Regions from separate parts of the Homo sapiens genome. Here region 1 is linked to region 2. A link is an interaction called in ENCODE POLR2A ChIA-PET data of the cell type or tissue named here. Cell type or tissue: HepG2. All regions are shown on one strand. Links, peaks and the distances in the headings refer to the core of each region. The heading gives the core; the rest is flanking DNA.

The links. ChIA-PET counts read pairs that join two places held together with the same protein. Peaks named below come from ENCODE experiments on the same cell type or tissue, not always from the same donor. Only the 100,000 strongest peaks of a DNase experiment are listed, where the experiment ranks them.
Region 1: POLR2A ChIA-PET joins it to region 2 with 7 read pairs; 2 of 35 experiments call an interaction of 5 or more read pairs at or near these places.

What each region holds. Positions count from the first base shown.
Region 1 is chr17:61,521,727-61,531,214 of GRCh38, reverse strand. No RefSeq gene overlaps it. Among named protein-coding and RNA genes, the nearest start is that of NACA2, 65 kb to the left of the region's middle. In HepG2, for the core only: no CTCF peak of the experiment used is centred there; no DNase peak of the experiment used is centred there.
Region 2 is chr17:61,330,371-61,339,858 of GRCh38, reverse strand. The region is part of intron 22 of BCAS3 (BCAS3 microtubule associated cell migration factor); the gene reads right to left. Among named protein-coding and RNA genes, the nearest start is that of TBX2-AS1, 64 kb to the left of the region's middle. RefSeq lists a silencer at 3,057-3,351. In HepG2, for the core only: no CTCF peak of the experiment used is centred there; DNase peaks (open chromatin) are centred at 3,198, 3,668 and 4,508; H3K4me3 peaks cover 1,171 bases.

The sequences.
Region 1 (9,488 bases), core at 2,171-6,170, 190 kb before region 2:
TTTGTTAATCTGATGGATGTGAAATATCTCATTTCTCTGCCTATTTAGTGAGGTTTAATATCTATTTATTTACCACCCATGCATATTTCAGCTTCTGTGAAATATAATTTTCTATCTTTCATCCCTTTTTGAGGGATTATTTGTCTTTTTCATAAAGATTTGTAGAAATTCTTTGTGTATCCTGGGCACTTATCCTTTGTGGGTTCTCTAGATTTCAAATATCTTTTTCTAGCCTGTGTCTTGTCTTTCATTTTTTCTATGGTAGGTCATTTGATAAACTTAAGTTTTAACTTCCAAAATAGTCAAATTCACCAATCTTTTCCTTTTTAGTTTATGATTTTTGTGTCTTAAGCATTATAACTTTACAGTATCAAGCGTCAAAATGTTAGATTTTTTTTGCCAGGTGCAGTGGCTCACACCTGTAATCCCAGCACTTGGGGAGGCCAAGGCAGGAGGATCACTTGAGCCCAGGAGTTCGAGACCAGCCTGGGAAATATAGTGAAACTCCTGTCTCTGCAAAAAAAAAAAAAAAAGGCCGGGCGTGGTGGCTCACGCTTGTAATCTCAGCACTTTGGGAGGCCGAAGCGGGCAGATCACGAGGTCAGGAGATCGAGACCATCCTGGCTAACACAGTGAAACCCTGTCTCTACTAAAAATACAAAAAATTAGTCGGGTGTGGTGGCGGGCACCTGTAGTCCCAGCTACTCAGGAGGCTGAGGCAGGAGAATGGCGTGAACCTGGGAGGCAGAGCTTGCAGTGAGCCGAGATCACACCACTGCACTCCAGCCTGGGAGACAGAGTGAGACTCCGTCTCAAAAAAAAAATAAAAAAAATAAAAAAATTAATCAGCACGTGTGTGTGGTGGCACGTGCCTGTAGTCGAAGCTACTTGGGAGGCTGAGGTGGGAGGCTCACCTGAGCCCAGGAGGCAGAGGTTGCAGTGAGCCGAGATTGTGCCACTGCACTACAATCTAGGTGACAGAGTAAGACCCTGTCTCAAAAAACAAAACAATTAGATTTTTGGCAGGACAAAGTTCCCCACTTTGTTTTATTTTGTTTTTCAAAATTATGCCCTGTATGCTTACTCTTCTTTTCTAATAGTATGACTTTGAATATCAATTTCTAGCCATCTGATGATTTCCATGAATGGGCTGAATATATCTTTTCAGAGTTCATACCATCACAGCCTCCTCACCCCACTCTCTGCTCCTCCCCAGCCCATCTCTGTCATAGCTTCTCTTCAGCCCTCTCTGATTTGCAGAGAAGTGTAAAAAATGATGGTTATCAATCTCGATATAGATTGCTGAATAACTGGTCAGTAGCTCAATAAAGAGCTAAGAATCAGAGATCATTGACCTAAACCCCTTTATAAATTTGAAGATAAGAGAAATTGTAACTAAATCAAATTTCCCTAAGCAATAGAAAACGAACCCATGATTGAGTACAAAGAGCTTTAGATTCAAACAGGTCTTCTTAGTACCTACATTTTTACCCTCTCTAAACTATAAAATTAATTTGCACAGTTTTTGTAAGCATTAAATGTTAAGTATCCAGTATAATGCCTGAAATACAGTAGGCACTTAATGTTATTCTCCTCTCCCTGCTCTCCTAACCCCTGCCCATGATGATAAGTACAATGCAATGGGAATTTAGTCTTAGGGGATTTGAGAACACTTCCCAGAAGCATGCGTAGAATTAGGAGTAGGAGATGGCCAAGGAACATCCCAGACCCAAGGAACAACATGCATTTGAGAGCAGTTCACAGAATCTAGGTTATTCTGTCATAGGCCACAGATATCTTTTCATAATTGATAAAGAAAAAGGCTTCCTTGCAGGTTTATACTGTGGTGATGAGTTGGAATGAAAGAGTTGTCCCTCTTAATGAGTTTTAGCCTTGAGTTTCTTGTTAAGCATTTCAGCTGGTTCTGAGCGTGTTAGAGCAAAGGTGGTATAGAGCAGTGGATCTTAAAGTGGGGTCCACAGACCACTGAGGGTTCCCAAGGTCCTTTCAGGGGGTCCAAAGGGCAAAACTATTTTCTTAATAATCTTAAGGCATAATTTGTCTTTTGCAGTATGTTGACATTTGCACTGATGGTTGAAAAGTAATGTTGGTAAAACTGCTATCACCAAACTGTACTGGTTAGTAGTCACTGCATTCTTCATCGCAATGCACTCACATTAAAACCAGAAACAAAACAACAAATAGAAATAGCCAGTTTCAGGCCAGGCGTGGTGGGATTACAAAGTGCTTGTAATCCCAGCACTTTGGTAGGCCGAGGCAGGCGGATCACAAGGTCACTAGTTCAAGACCAGCCTGGCCAACATGGTGAAATCCCCATCTCTCCTAAACATACAAAAATTAGCCGGGTATAGTGGGCACCTGTAATCCCAGCTACTTGGGGGAATTGCTTGAACCTGGGAGGCGGAGGTTGCAGTGAGCAGAGATTGTGCCACTGCACTCCAGCCTGGGCCACAGAGCGATACTACGTCTTGGAAAAAAAAAAAAAAAAAGCCAGTTTCATTTGAAAATATCCTTGATGAAGTAACATTTATTTTTCTAAATCTCATCTCTTGGTAAAGGACTTTTTAAGGGCCAGTGTGGCAAAATGAGAAGCACACATAGGCACTTGTGCTGCATACCAAAGGACAATGACCATTTCAAGGAAAACTATCTTGTAATCATTTGAGTGGCAAATTGAGTTCACTGCTTTTTTTCATGGCACCTTATTTTTACTTGAAAAACAACTGACAGACAAGTTTTGGTTACTCAGATTTGGTAGACATTTTCTCGATGATGAGAAAACAAGCCTGCCACTTCAACAAAGCATATAGTATTTGTTGCCAACAATAAAATTCCAACTTTCAAACAAAAACAGAATTTCAGAAAACTTTTCAGTCATTTTTGATCACGTGAATGATGACATTAACAAATATCACAAATATTAACAAATGTGATTTGTTGATAATGTATAAGGAAATGTGCCAACATTTGGAGGATCTGCATGACTTAGTGAACTAATGTTTTCCAAGTTACCAATGAATTATGTGACAAAATCATTCATGGAGAAGTAATCCACTCAAAGTATATGAGAGGCCAATGATTTTAATGTAAAGGAATACAAAATTTTATTAATAAGGTTTTGCATTCTGCACTGCAACTAATCATTAAGAAACTATCAATTTATTTAAAGAAGTATCAATTTTTGAAAGAAATATCAATTTTTTGGTGTAACATTTAAAAATAGTCACAATGATCTCCAAACGTTACTTGAAACACTCGTTCCTTTTTCAACCACATGTCTGTTCGAGGCTACTTTTTCTTTTTCTTTTTTTTCTTTCTTTCTTTTCTTTTTTTTTTTTTTTTTTGAGATGGAGTCTTGCTCTGTTGTCTAGGCTGGAGTGCAATGGCATGATCTCAGCTCACTGCAACCTCTGTCTCTCTGGCTCAAGCAATTCTGAGTAGCTCCTGCCTCAGCCTCCTGAGTAGCTGAGATTACAGACACCCACCATCACACCTGGCTAATTTTTGTATTTTTAGTAGAGCTGGGGTTTCATCATGTTGGCCAGGCTGGTCTCGAACTCCTGATCCGCCCACCTCAGCCTCCCAAAGTGCTGGGATTACAGGCATGAACCACAGCACCTGGCTGAGGCTACTTTTTCTTCATATACTTCAACCAAAACATTTCACAACAGATCAAATGTAGAAGCAGATATCAGAATCTGCTGTCTTCTGTTAAGCCAGACAATAAAGAGATTTTGCAAAAATAATAGATAATACCCATTACTACTCTTCTTGATATTTTTGTTTTGGAAAATATAGTTTAAAAAATTAAATTTGTTATTTTGTTAACATGTAATGGGCTTATTATTTTTTCATGAATTAATACAAAGATATTTAAATTTTTTCTCAATTTTAGTTTCCAGTACACTAAATACTGATAGATATAATTCACATACATAAAGAACTCTTTGGGATCATCAATATTTTTTAAGAATAAAGGGTCCTGAGGCTAAAAAGTTTGAATAACTGCCAGTATAGAGGGAGAATCTTTGGGATCTAAAGAGGAAAGTATCAGAATTACAAACAATGAAATTAGAATTAGAGGTGGGCAGGTGATTGTAGATACCCAAGCTGTGAATTAGCATGGGTGATGAATTATATTGAATTAGAGCAGGACTATGATGCATTAAAAGGTAGCACAGTATAGTAAAAAAAATTTACTGGACTCGGAACTGATTTCTCCTTCTAATTTTACTATTAAACACGGTTACTTCAAGTCAAGTAACTAGAAGTCACTTCCTTTTAGAGTTGCCAGACTCGGCAAATAAAAATACAGGGCGCCCCGTTAAATTTGAATTTGAGATAAACAACAAATTATTAGGGAGCATAACTATGTCCAGAATATTGCATGGGATTCAAATTTAATAGGGTGTCCTGTGTTTTATCTGGCAGTCCTACTTCCTTTTCCAGCTCTTAATTTTCTCATAAGTAAAATAAAGGTGTGGGCTAAATTCCTGTACGTCTGCCCTTCTACTGAAGTTGGTCTATGATGATAAAAAGAGAAAAACTAGGGAAATATAGTGTGTTTGTGTTTGTGTGTGTGTTGATATAAAGTTGCAAATGGTCCTTTACTGAGAAGGACTACTGTGTATTTTGAGGTTGTTCTTCCTACCTCTTTGGCGTTGTAATATCCCTGCTTTCATGGGATGACAAATGTTGTTTTTCTAGTGTTCTTTCGGCCAAATATGTAGCTGATCCTTAAAATTGTTTTGAAATTTTACTTGTATATGAAATCACCGCACTAGATGGTATCTAAGTTTTCTCCCAGCTTTCGCGTTCCATGGATTTTGTCTTAGCAAAGGCAAAAAAGGCACACAACTCTTCACCTAACATCTGATGTGACTCTAACATCGTTTCTTTTCTAGGACACTTTTCCTCAATAAGTAATATATAGAGAATAGCTCTGCTCTTCTCTCCCACACTGTTAGTTGCAGGGAGAGTAAATGAAGTCATGTCTGGAAAGTGCCCCGAGCTCTTCAGAGAAGAACCTAGAAGGGGAGGGAAGTGCCATTGCCCTGAATTTGGAGCAATCGTTGAGTTTTTAGAATGAACTGAAAAGCTGAGAGTATGTTTAAAGTATTGTTTTTGATTTGCACATCTTCAGTTTGATCCTTAACAACATGTTTGCTATGATTCCAGGAGTTTTGTAATCTTAGTTCAGTGTTGACATTTTACATCCTTCCCAGGACTCTAAGTACTCTTTAAAGAATGTATGGTTAATGTAGTAGAGAGAAAAATCCAAAATCACACTGCATCTGAGAGCCAAGAAGTCCAGCCTTTTTACTGGCCACCAATACTGGCCTTAAATAAACATGACTCGTTTGTCTGGAAACACCTGTTAACCTAAAACATGCAAGGACAAAGCCAGAATCTTCAAGGCTCACCGAATAGCTAAGTCAGACATCATTTCTATTCTCCAAAGATTGTGATTGTTTACTTATTTTTTCATACAATTTCTTAGACTAGGCTTTCACCAAAAATAAAAGCTAAATATGATGCATCATGGGCAGAGAATTCTTAATCCAAAGCCCCAGAGATTACCTGACTTGATTATTCCACATACTCTGTATTCTCAACCAAAATAGACTTCTTTTTAAAGAGAATCCAATTTCCAATGGGTTTAACCTAGAAAAACAGCAAAAAGCTAATAAAAGCTCGGAGGCTCTTCCAAGGAAAGCATTGTGGCTGCTACACGTTTGGAGTCCTGGTCTAGTGTAGAGGTTTGGAAAAGCTGCCAATTCCTCTAGTGAATTTGCTGTTCTGGGATGTGGGATGGGGCACCTGGTAGACTCCTAGTAAATTCTTGACTAGGAATAAATTATCCTTGACTGCATTCCTGCATTGCCAAAACCTGGCCTAATTGAGATAGTGGAGTTGTTAACAGACTTAATCTTTGGAAAGAAAGAGTGTGTGAGTGTGGAGACAACTTCTCCAGCTTCCACCTACTCACTCTTCACCACTCTTTGTGTTCCTATTTTGTGGCACAACTGAGAACCAACTTTCTTCAAAGAAACATAGCTTAAATACCTGAAGTAATGCCTGCCATTTTCCCATTCATTCTCTACCATAGTATCCTATGCCAGGAGTATCTTACCAAGAGGGGCTTTACCCTACAATCACTATTCACACCTGAGTTGATTCTTCAGGCGTCAGTAGCTGGATAACCTCAGTAAGCATCAGATGAACTTCCTTTCCTTTTTCCCCCCAAAAAATGACCTTTCCTTTCCTCTCCCATATTTATAAGATCTATAAATTTGGTGCCGTGAGTTCTATTCTCAGATTCAGCCCCTCCTATTTCCAGATATTGCATGGTCTTGATGGAGGACAGGCAAGCCCCCAAATCAAGGTTTAGCCTGGGAGGGTCCTTGGCTTCACCCAGTAAAGAATTCAAGGGCGAGCTGGTGGTGTTAAACAGCAACTTTTATTGAAGCTGCAGTGTACGGGTCCTTGCAGAGCAGGGCTACCTCATAGGCAATGTGCCCAGAGTAGCAGCTCAGAGGCAGGGCTGTACTATATTTATACCCACTTTTTAATTATATGCAAATTAAGGGGCAGCTTATGCAGAAATTTCTAGGATGAGGGTGGTAACTTCCAGGTTGTTTGGTGGTTGCCAGGGAAAGGGGTGGTAACTTCTGGGTGTTGCCATGGCAATGATAAACTGACATGGCACACTAGTGGCCATGTCTTACGGGAAGGTGCTTCTGCCCTGGATGTTTTAGCTAGTCCTCAATTTGGTCCAGTGTCCAAGCCCCACCTCCAGAGTAGAGTTCCACCTCCTACATCAGTCTGATAGAATTTCTTCTTTCTTCTTCCCTGCTGGGTTTCAAAATCGATCTTGTTTGCTTTATGTTCAGGTGGAGTGACTGAAGACAAGGAGCTCAAAGAAATTAAAATGAGAGGGTTTATGAGGCTGGATTTTTAGGACATACCATGTCCTAAGGCTTCCCTGAGACCCAGGTTTCTCTGGCTGCTTCTCCACATCTTAGAAAACTTGATTACACACCCTGTAGGTGAGAAGTTCTACCTAGTATAGAATTATAAAGCAAATAGTTATGAAATACCATGATCTCTGAAGAGGAAAGTAGACATCAAGTACAAAACAGAAAATGTCATTTATGTAAGAAGCCTCATTGAGGCTCAGATTGATGCTACGATGAAATGCCTCATTCTAGTATATTATATACATGGGATCCTGAAAGTGGACCATAAAAGTGGGCCAGCACAAGCCACATCAGCTGGTGGCTTTGGGGAGCAAATGCCAAACAGATAAGTTTTTGTATGAGGTGAACTTAGCCTGTTGTGTTATGGTGGACCATAGGACAAATAGAAAATTTTCATCATTAAAACAACAACAACAAAGCTCATTTATTGAAGGGCTACCATATGCCAGTAATTATGCATATGTTATTCTATTCTCAAAACAACTCAGGAAATGTAGGTATTATTATCCTAATTTTAGAGATAAGGAAACTTCGCTCCAGAGAGATTAAAGGATTTATTCAGACTAGTGAGAGAATTGGATTTTTTTTTTTTTCTTTTTGAGATGGAGTCTTGCTCTGTTGCCCAACCTGGAGTGCAGTGGCATGATCTCGGCTCACTGCAACCTCTGCCTCCCGGGTTCAAGTGATTATCCTGCCTCAGCATCCCAAGTAGCTGGTAGCTGGGATTACAGGGCTCGCCACCACGCCCACTAACTTTTATATTTTTAATAGAGACGGGGTTTCACCATGTTGGCCAGGCTGGTCTCGAAATCCTGACCTTAAGTGATCTGCCAGCCTTGGCCTCACAAAGTGCCTGGGATTACAGGCGTGAGCCACCACACCCAGCTAAGAATTGGAATTTAAAACCAGCCCTTTAGCCTTAGAAGTCTTCTAGTCTAAACTGGTCTTCTTTATACAAATAGGGACACTGAATCCCAGAGAGGGAAAATGGACATTCCAAGGCCATATTGTTGCTAAACAGAAAAGCTGGAGTTAAAACCCAGTTTGATGGTGCTTCTTTCTATCATATTCAGGCTCTTCATGATCTAAGGAATCTGCAGCTATAGCTTAAGAAAAGTGGACCAGCATAAACCATATGCTAGACCGGGATAAACCATATGCTAGACCATAAAATAAGCCTCAAAAAAATAAAAGGATAAAAATAACAGGATAAAAATAGCACCAAGTTTGTTCTCTTACCACAATGAAATGAAATTAGAAATCAATAACACAAAGAACTTTGGAAAACTCATAAGTATGGGGATATTAACACATTCTTAAATAACCAATGGGCCAAGGAAGAAATCAAAAGGGAAATTAGAAAATGCTTTGAGATAGCCAGGCGCAGTGGCTCATGCCTGTAATCCCAGCACTTTTGGAGGCCGAGGTGGGCGAATCACGAGGTCACAAGTTCGAGACCAGCCTGGCCAACATGGTGAAACCCCTTTTCTACTAAAAATACAAAACAAACAAACAAACAAAAATTAGCCAGGCGTAGTGGTGGGTGCCTGTTATCCCAGCTACTTGGGAGGCTGAGGCAGGAGAATCGCTTGAACCTGGGAGGCAGAGGTTGAAGTGAGGCGAGATCGTGCCATTGCATTCCAGTGAGACTCCATCTCAAAAAAAAAAAACAAAACAAAAAAAAACGAAAATGCTTTGAGACGAAGAAAATTCAGACATGACATACCAAAACTTATAGGATGCAGCTAGAATAATGTTTAGAGGGAAATTTATAGCTATAAATGCTTATATTAAAAAAAGAGGAATCTCAAGTTCATAAGCTAACTTTCCACTTTAAGACATTGGAAAAAGAAGAGCAAATTAAGCCTTAAGCAACCAGAAGGAAGGAAATAAAAAGATCAAAGCAAAATTCATGAAATAAAGAACAGAAAAACAACAGAGAAAATTAAATAAAACAAAAAAACCTGGTTTTTGAAAAGATTAACAAAATTAGCAAACGTTTGGCTAGACTGACCAAAGAGGAAAGAGAGAAGACTCAGATTACTAGGATTGGAAATGAAAGTGGGGATTATAAAGGAATACTATGAACAAGTGTATGCCACTACATTAGATAGCCTAAATAAAATGGAAAAATTCCTAGAAACACAAAAATTATCAAAACTGACTTAAGAAAAAATAGACAATCTGAATAAAATGATAACAAGTAGAGATTGGATGAGTAATAAAAAAAAAAAAACTACCCACAAAGAAAAGCCCAGAAAAATGTCTTCATTGGTGAATTCTACCAAACCTATAAAGAAAAATTAATACCCATTCTTGACCAACTCTTCCAAAAAACAGAAGATGAAAGAAGAACTAAATCTATCCATATTTGCTGATGATATGATCTATGTAGAACATTCTAAGAAATCCACAAATTATTAGAACTAATAAATGAGTTTAGCAGGGTTTCAGGATACACAATTAACATACAAAAATACATTTTTT
Region 2 (9,488 bases), core at 1,993-5,992:
TCACCTGGTTTTCCTCCCATCTTTCCGGCCGCTACTTTGCAGTCTCTTTTACTGGCTCTTCCACTCATCTCCTTGGTCTTTTTTTTTTTTTTTTAGATGGGGTCTCGCTTTGTCGCCCCGACTGGAGTACAGTGGCGCGATCTCAGCTCACTGTAACCGCCACCTCCTAGGTTCGAGCGATTCTCCTGCCTCAGCCTCCCGAGTAGCTGGGATTACAGATGGGCACCACCACGCCCGGCTAATTTTTGTATTCTTAGTAGAGAAGGGGTTTCACCATGTTGGCTAGGCTGGTCTCGAACTCCTGACCTCAGGTGATCTGCTCACCTTGGCCTCCCAACTGCTGGGATTACAGGCTTGAGCCAATGTTTCCAGCCTCCTCAGTCTTTAGATGCTGAGATTCCCTAGTTTACCTGCAAAGCCTTGGTCTGGTCAAGAAAGGAATAGAATGCCAAGGGAAATGCTAGTTTGAGCTCCTTTAGGCGGCTTCATGGGCCTTCCCATTGTATCCTTATCCCCTGGATCCAAGGGAGCCAGTGCACTCACCAAACCAAAACCCTTTCTTCATTGGCTTTTGGGTGTGACCTGGGATGAAGGAGAGGTGGGCACTAGGGGCAGGGAGTAAAACCGACCAAGGGCAAGTGGCGCCTGCCACTGTCAGAATCAGGGTTGAAGCCGAGAGCTGGGAAGATGACTGCCAATCGTCAGTTTCTGCATCCTCCACAGAACAACCTTCCCAGGGGGTCACATGTCACTGATTGAGTAATAGAGTCCAAAAGAACATGAGAAAATGGGAGAGGCAGATGGGTCTTTGTGAATTTTTTTTTTTCCCAAAACCAAGATGTTAAACTTTGGCCCACTAAGAAATGGGGTATGAAGAGGGACTTGACTGCCATGAAGGGGGAGAAAGAAGAGTTCATCTTATTTGCTGTTTTTCCTTTCTGCTTTTTTTTTTTTTTTTTTTTTTTTTTTTCCCAGTAAGGGCACCAGATAGGCTTCCCATTTGAGGACTGATAAGAATTTGCCTTGGGACACTGAAAAAAAATAACTTTTCAGTGTCACAGGGGAAAATGTATTCTTCCTAGGAAATGGAAAAGGCGTTACTCAGAGTGAGGACACAGGGAGCTACGACTCCCACGCGGGCCTGCACTGCCAGATCCAACAGTGATGGGCAGCCTCCCACCCCTGGGACAGCCTTCTTCTTCCAGGCTGGCTTTGGCCTGACTCACAGATCCAAAAGCCCCTACCTCCACTCGGCAAACAATGCCAGAACAACATCTGCTACCCCTAACCTACTTCCCAAAAGAAATGATTAAAAAGTTAAAGAAACACTTCCATATGGAAGAATCCAATCCCAACAGGTCACCACAAAGATACTTCAAACACAATAAAACAGGAAGAGCTAAAAAAAGCAGAGAAGTTCACAGAACCCACACAATCTTTTATATAAGAAAAAAAAAAGCGACTCTGGTAACTTTACACAGTTCAGAACACCATTTGGCAGTTAAGTATGTCCTTAATCTGCTGAATTTGCTTATTATAGTAAAGGTTTAGAAGAATTTGAGAGCGGTGGCCAAAAATACTGCAATAATCTCTACTCCTAAAGTAAACTTACAAAGTGAATTAACTTCTTCAACTGAAATATTTCAAAGTTGAAAGTGTTTGTCCCCTACCGCCCCCGCCAGAGACTGGCCACAGGGATGACACAGTCACTTAAAATCAGAACCACTTGAGTGGATTTATGGTTATTCATCCAACAAATATTTATGGGGCACCTAACATAACATAAGCCGGGCCCAGGGTTAGTCACTGAGATACAACATTAAGCGTGACATTCGACCTAACTTTGAGTTGCTCACAACACAGAAGGGACGCTGCAGTTCCTAAGTCAGAACCCAGACTAACAATACCCTAGAGCTGTGGGGTACTGGATGAAGCGCTTTACCTCACCGAGCCTTGGTTTCCTCAACTATAAAATGGGATAGAACTATCTTCCTTGCAGGACTGGTGGAAATATTCACAGGCACACCACAAATTCTCCATAACAAGGAGGCTTTCTCTGTCTCTAACACCTTGTGAAATGCTGAAAGGTTTCAGCCAAGAACCTAGTGGACACTTTAAGGCTAGAGGAGAGGGAGTAGATCAGAAACGACCTTTAAGGGGTGAGCGCAAAAAGAAAAAGGAAAAAAAAACAATAAAAACAATCCCACCAACATTCAGTTTAGGTGTACTAGAAACTGTAATTTTCTTCGGAGAGTAACAGACGCAGAGGCTGTTCACATGGAATTTGGCAAATCAAAGGCGAGGGAAGCCTGGCAGGATCTTGGCAGGAGGATCCCTGGGAGCATTTTGTTGCTCCAAGAGGAAGACCTGGGGCCGAGGGCTGTGGGCAAAGCCAAGCGTCTCCTCCTAGAGGCTGCAAGCTGACTTCTTTGGCCACCTCTCTTGGGCCTTAAATTGCTTCCTGAGGTGAGGCCCCCAGCTAATGGTTTATTTACAACGGAAGCAGCACTGACCTGGGAGAACACTGAATCACAGACCCCACATTAGCCAGGAACACCAGTGCTCTCCACCAATAACTTCCCAAGATACGTGAACCTGCAACTGCCTCTATTTACAGACACTGACATGGCTCACGTCCCTGTTCCACTCGGGTGAGGCGATTTAAATAAAGTATAAAAAAGGGAGCCTGGGCAGAAATATCAGGCTTGGAGTTCAGAAAGGATAAAGTTTGTTGTTGTTTTTTTTTGAGATGGAGTCTTGCTCTGTCACCCAGGCTGGAGTGCAATGAGGCAATCTTGGCTCACTGCAACCTCCACCTCCCAGGTTCAAGTGATTCTCCTGCCTCAGCCTCCTGAGTAGCTGGGATTACAGGCACGTGCCACCAAGCCTGGCTAATTTTTGTATTTTTAGTAGAGACAGGGTTTCACCATGTTGGCCAGGCTGGTCTCAAACTCCTGACCTCAAGTGATCTGCCCGCCTTGGCCTCCCAAAGTGCTGGGATTACAGGTGTGAGCCACCACGCCTGGCCAGAAAGGATAAAGTTCTGCTGCTGCCTTTTCTGTGTAACCTTGGGCAAGACTTTTCCTCTCTGGGCAAAATGACATGACACATTCATGCCCCCAAATCTAGCTTTCCCCAAACAAAGTTGTCAGTAACATTAAGACAAACAAACAAAAAATGGATACAGCACCCCTGTGGATGAATGAAATGAAGCCCCAGTACAAAGTACAAAGGATTGTGACTGCGGGGAAGCCAGGCTTGGCATGAACACAGTGCACCTTCCAAACTAGAAAGCCTGTTATGTGAAAACTGGCAAGGCTGCTGCCAGCGTAGCTGGGCTAGAGGTGGGCATAGGTGGGTAAGGTTTCTAGAAAGACCCACAGAGAACAGGAAGAAAGCTTGAAGCTCTCCGTGGGAGGACGCTGACAAAGACCAGGGGAAAGAAGCCTAAGAGAATGCAGGCTGTCTGTTCCGATATTTAATATCCAAGAACTAAAGGCAGAAGAGGTGCAAAAAGCTTAATAGTATTTGTAGTTCAAATTAAAGTGTTCAAAGCCCCGTTATAGAGCAGGGTAATGTATGCAATGACATCTGGGACTGTAATCAGCAAAGTGCTTTCAAGAGCTGCCAAAGCAAACAGCCAAATAACAAATCCACTTTACAGATCATCAATCCGGTCCTGGACTTGCCAAGGTAAATAGTAAAAGGCTGAAGTTTGCTTTGCAAACCAGGGAGCTGGGAGTTTAGCGAGGCCTTGATCCAGAGCAGCACCACTGGGCCAGGGCCTCTGGAGCTGGAGGCGCGAAAGGAAAGCCGACACGCCCTGTATCTGAAAAGTATGGAAAGGGGGCTGGGAGCGAGGGCTCCCCGAGGTGGGGGGCTGGCAGCCCCTTGGGGTGAGGTCTAAAGACAGCTGTCAATCTGGCAGGCAGCCACAGCTGCTAGGCTGGGCGGTACCCTCTCAGGTGCCCACTCTCCAGCTCAGACTCTGGTGCTTTGCGTTTTTGGCCAGATTGGAGTTTATAGATTTCTGAGAAGAAAATACAACCAGAAGCTGCTTTTTCTCCCTTGCTTCCAGTTTCTATGAAAGGCAATTAACTCTCAAAGCCAGAAAGGCAATTCTTTTTTTCTGATTTTTTCTAGAGATGGGGTCTTGCTTTGTTGCCCAGGCTGGTCTTGAACTTCTGGCCTCTAGCGATCCTCCTGCCTCAGCCTCCCATAGTGCTAGGATGAGCCATTGCACCTGGCCCAGAAGAGCATTTCTCAGAGAAGTCAGTCAGCACCCAGAGGAGAAGGCACAGTCCTAGGGAGTGGATGCTCTCCTGCAAAACCTGACTCACAGGGACCCTGACTCCCCGGAGCTCTGAGCTGAGGCAGCTGTAGAAGAGCAGTGGCCAAAGGGCATCTTGGCGTCATTGCTGAGAGTCTTACAACTGGAAAAAAGGCCCAGACCCTTTGATGAGACCCAACAGGCAGAAAATAGTAGTTCTGAGTCAGAGGGGAAGAAGTGCTCCTGCAACATTAGGGACCTTGACTATAGACACATTGCGAGTGTGCCCTGGAAAGGACGATTCAGCATGTTAGGCCAGAGGGGAAAGTCCCCCTCCTAGCCCTGGGAAGGAATCGCTGCTGTGAACGTACAGAGCACACACAAGGCCTGCGGACTTTAGTGGAAGCAGACTTGCCTAAAGGGCAAGGGAACCTAAGGGAAGTTTGCTGAGTCAACTTGGTGAGAAAAAGAAATGGGCTGAAAATGACACCAGGCTGAAAGCTGGGGCAGTGATGTGCCTGAGGAAGAACTCCGGTCTGTTCTGGGTGCCCCTGGGATGACCACAGTGGCCAGGTAACTGAGGTCCTGTGCTCAGGTTCAGGACCTCAGTCAGGTTCAGTCCTCAGGCAGGTTCAGGCTCTCCCCATCCACAGACCAACTTCTGCGAAGGCCAGGTGCAGTAAAGGTCTCTCAGCCTTAGCTACTGGGCCAAGGCCCATCAGTGGGTCAAGCATTTACTGGGCACTAATAAATACCGGTTGCTGTTACAGTGAGCTGTTCCTGTGACACTTAGGTTTCCCAAAAATACAATTCAACATTTGTCGTGGCTCCTTTGCCCTCTTAGGATCTATTATGTGTAAGACATTGGCTCAATGACTGGATACATCGTTTTCTTGGTGTTTTTTTTTTTTTTTTTTTTTTTTTGAGATGGAGTTTTGCTGTTGTTGCATAGGCTGGAGTGCAATGGTGCGATCTCAGCTCACCGCAACCTCCACCTCCCAGGTTCAAGCGATTATCCTGCCTCAGCCTCCTGAGTAGCTGGGAATACGGGCAGGGCCACCACGCCCAGCTAATTTTGTATTTTCAGTAGAGACCAGGTTTCTCCACGTTGGTCAGGCTGGTCTTGAACTCCTGACTCAGGTGATTCGTCTGTCTTGGCCCCCCAAAGTGCTGGGATTACAGGCGTGAGCCACCGCGCCCGGCCCATTATTCTTACAACATAACTCTGCAACATAGGTTTTATCATCCTATCTTATAGATGAGAGAATTGAAACTCAGAGAAGTTACATAACTTGCCCAAGGTCATCCAGCTCACCCTTGTCTCCTACGTGCTTTTTCCATGACTTCTAAGGAAGTAACTATTGATCCCCATATCCTCCCTCTCTCATCTGTGTTCAAGGGAGATGGCTTTGACATGAGCTCAGAAGCTCTTTGTTGATACTTCTACTGTATCATGATCATCTGTCTACATATCTGTCTCCCTTGCTAGGCTGTGAAGACCTGCAGGGCTGAGATTGTGTCTGATTACCTTTCTGAGTCTCTAGGGCTCTCTTAGGGACTCATCAAATTATATGTTGAATTAATATCTGAATGAATGAATGAATGAATATATGAATGCTGACTCATCTCTCAATCAGGGAAGCAAATGACCAGAAAGGTTCAAGAACTTGGCAGGGTACCATGGCTCATGCCTGTAATCCCAGCACTTTGGGAGGCCGAGATGGGCGGATCACTTGAGGTAAGGAGTTTGAGACCGGCTTGGCCAACATGGTGAAACCCCATTTTACTGAAAATATAAAAATGAGCTGGGTGTGGTAGTGTGCCCCTGTAATCCCAGCTACTCGGGAGGCTGAGGCAGGAGAATCGCTTGAACCTGGGAGGCAGAGGTTGCAGTGAGCCGAGATCGCACCACTGCACTCCAGCCTAGGCGACAGAGCGAGACTCTGTCTCAAAAAAAAAAAAAGAAAAAAAAAGAAAGTTTCAAGAACTTGATAAAGCTCTAGTGCTAGTTTAGTGGGCAAGAAAGGGGCTGTTGGGCTCAGGAAGGCAGTGAGCGCTGGCAGACATTGCGTGGTTTGCACGGGATTGGCAAGGGTCGGGGGCGCCACAATGTGAGTGGACAGGAGGGTGAGCTATTGGTGATGCTGAGACAGAGGCCTGCCTGCCTCACAGGACGTCTCCACTTTGTCCTAGGCCTGGCTTGAGGTCATAGACAGCTATTGTCTGGTAAGAACTGGTGCCCTCTGAAGATTACAGGCAGAGATCAGCTGCTGGGCACAAACCCCTCTGAAGATGGAGCTTTTCCAAGACCGACAACCACCGCAGAAGTGGCTGGCAAGGTCTGAGGGACCAGCTGCTCCCTGTGCATAACTGCACTTGCTCCTCTCACCAGACTTTGTTTCTCTGATCACACAGGTGTCCTCTCTGACCCACCTGCCAATAAAGGTCCAGAAATAGGTGTGAGTGGGGTCCAGGGAGAAAGCACCTTGCTGGGGTCTATGAGAAAGGGCTTGTGGAACCTCCAGGCTGCAGCAGTGTAGGTTTAGGGAGGGCAGTATTCTAGAAAGGTTACTGAACTCAGAGTCAGGAAGCCAGAATATAGTCCCCGCTCTGCCCTAGACTTGTAATATGACTTCTCTGAGCCTTAGCTGCCTCCTTTTTAAGATGGGGATAGGCCGGGTGCCATGGCTCACGCCTATAATCCCAGCACTTTGGGAGGCCAAGGCGGGCAGATCACCTGAGGTCAGGAGTTTGAGACCAGCCTGGCTAACATGGTGAAACCCCGTCTCTCCTAAAAATACAAAAATTAGCCAGGCGTGGTGGCAGACGCCTATAATCCCAGCTATTCAGGAAGCTGAGGCAGGAGAATGGCTTGAACCTGGGAGGTGGAGGCTGCTATGAGCCGAGATCATGCCATTGCACTCCAGCCTGGGTGACAGAGCAAGACTCTATCTCAAAAAATAAAAAAAAATAATAATAAAAGATGGGGATAATAATTCCTATGTCACAGGGTAGTATAGAGATTAGCAGAGGCAATCAGTTGGAAAGAACTCTGTAAAACTGCAACAGTCTCTTTAGGAGATTCTTTTCTTGCTGTCAAATTGTTTCCCTCCTTTCAATATGGAGCCATAAGCCCTACCAACCAGTGAAGTGTTTGCCCCTCACAAACATGGCAAGCAGGGGCTCCCATGGTGAAGGAAGCTGACCTCTCGGATGGTGGAGGGAGGGGAGGGGACGCTGTAGTCAGAGCAGGATGTTCAGGGCCTGGATGACTAGGTGTCTGAGCGCTGGGCATACCTTAAGCCTGCTGTCCTAGTAAGACTGTTTTAGGTGGGTCACCAGGCAGTATCTGTTCTAAGAATGCCTTCTTCTCATGTCCCCGAAACATAGAAGAGAAGCCATCCAGGTGTCTCTCTGCAGAGCCTTTCCAGAGAGAGGAGCCCGTGGCCCAGCTCCAGAGCCCGGCGGGCTGGGTGGCAACTCTCTGCACTTGTCTGAGGCAGCCTCGCCCTGCTCATGGGAGGTCGAGACCCACATGCCAAACCAGACACGCATATGGAGAAGATTAGCCCAAACATGCAAAAGAGACAGACCAGCACAGGATGAAACAGGGAAAAAGGCCGGTTTGGTACAAACCCCAAAAAAGCATACCACTCGAGCCCATCATGGGCTCAGTTATGGGCAGATAAAGCTCTTGCCAGCCCTGGTGATGGGCTGAGGATTCAGGCAGGTCATCACCTCAGGCCAACAATCACACCTGCCACGTGCTGAGTACACACTGAGAAGCCACGCTCGACTGGAGTGACACAAATTTGTTCTGTGTTCATGAGTTCTCGTCACAAGAATTCTCCTTTCACTTTCCCACACTGCTAGGAGTGGGATGTAGGAAGGATTATATTATTTGAACCTTTTTCTTTTTTTCCTTCCATTTAAAAGAAATTAAAAATAAAAACTTAAAAATAGAGATGGGGTCTCACCCTGTTGTCCAGGGGGGTCTTGAACTCCTATGCTCAAGTGATCCTCCCACTTCAGCCTCCCAAAGTGCTGAGATTACAGGCATGAGCCACTGTGCCTGGCCTGGACCTTTTCCTTGAGGCTAAAGTTTTGAACTAGTTCTGGGCTTGAACCTGGTGACCTCCTCCTGTGCCAAATAAAGCGACAGGGGCATCTGGCTGCTTGCCAACCCTCTCCCCACTCCCAAAGAAATTTTGGAAGCTCCAGTGATCATATCCTGTCAGAAACAGATCCAGAGAACAGAACGTCCCAGAATGAAACAAGGCAAAGCACTTGTCACATGCTTTGTGAAAGGAAAAACTCTGAAGATCAGCAGGAACCTTTGGCAACTGTCCAGCCAAAAAGCCCCCCTCCCACTCTAGCCCCCATCTTCTCCATCCCCTACCCCTGTGTGCTGAGGCTTCTAGGGCTGCTACTGTTTCATCTGTTTCATGTGTATTTCTCTGACCTTTCTGGGAAAATTGGAAGCTCCCAGAACGCAGGACATGGTCTTATATGCTTTTCTCACCCCTACGGAAAGCACCTATAGTAGTTTTCAACAAGGAGTTGCATTTGTTCAACAGCTCCCCTGGCACTGTGCTAGTGCACACTCACCGCCCAGAGAGGCCCTTTGGGAGGTGGTTTCACCTGACCTAGTAGAGAGATGGCAGAACTGTCACACAATGACAATGATTACAGGATGTCAACGCTGGCAGAGACCATTCACCACCATTGGCTGATTCTGCAAATGAGGAAACTGAAGCCCAGGGAAAGAAAGTTACTTGTTCCCAGTCATGCTATGGAGTACAGTGATAGTGCTGGGATTAGAACTCGGGTCTCCTCATTCCCTGGCCATTGCTGCCGGAGTCCTCTGTGCACTTCAGGTGTCCCCTGTGTGCTCACTGGTGTGTGTTTCTGAGGAATAGCCAGATGGGCAGGGGGACTCCTGGGGGCCTGTGGCTGTGGAGGTCTGAGAAGCTATGGAGTCTATAGCGTGGGAATGTGAGTCTCAGCTTCATCATGGACTTAGTCCACTGGCCGCAGAGGCACATGCTGACCTCTTTCATAAAACCTTCCACTGAGAAGAATGTCCTGCTGCCCAGGGAATGAAGGCCTGCATTTGGGGGCCCAGGCCAATTCAAAGTGAACACTTGGGAAAGTGAGAAACTACTGGCTGGGCATGGTGGCTCATGCCTGTAATCCCAGTGCTTTGGGAGGCTGAGGC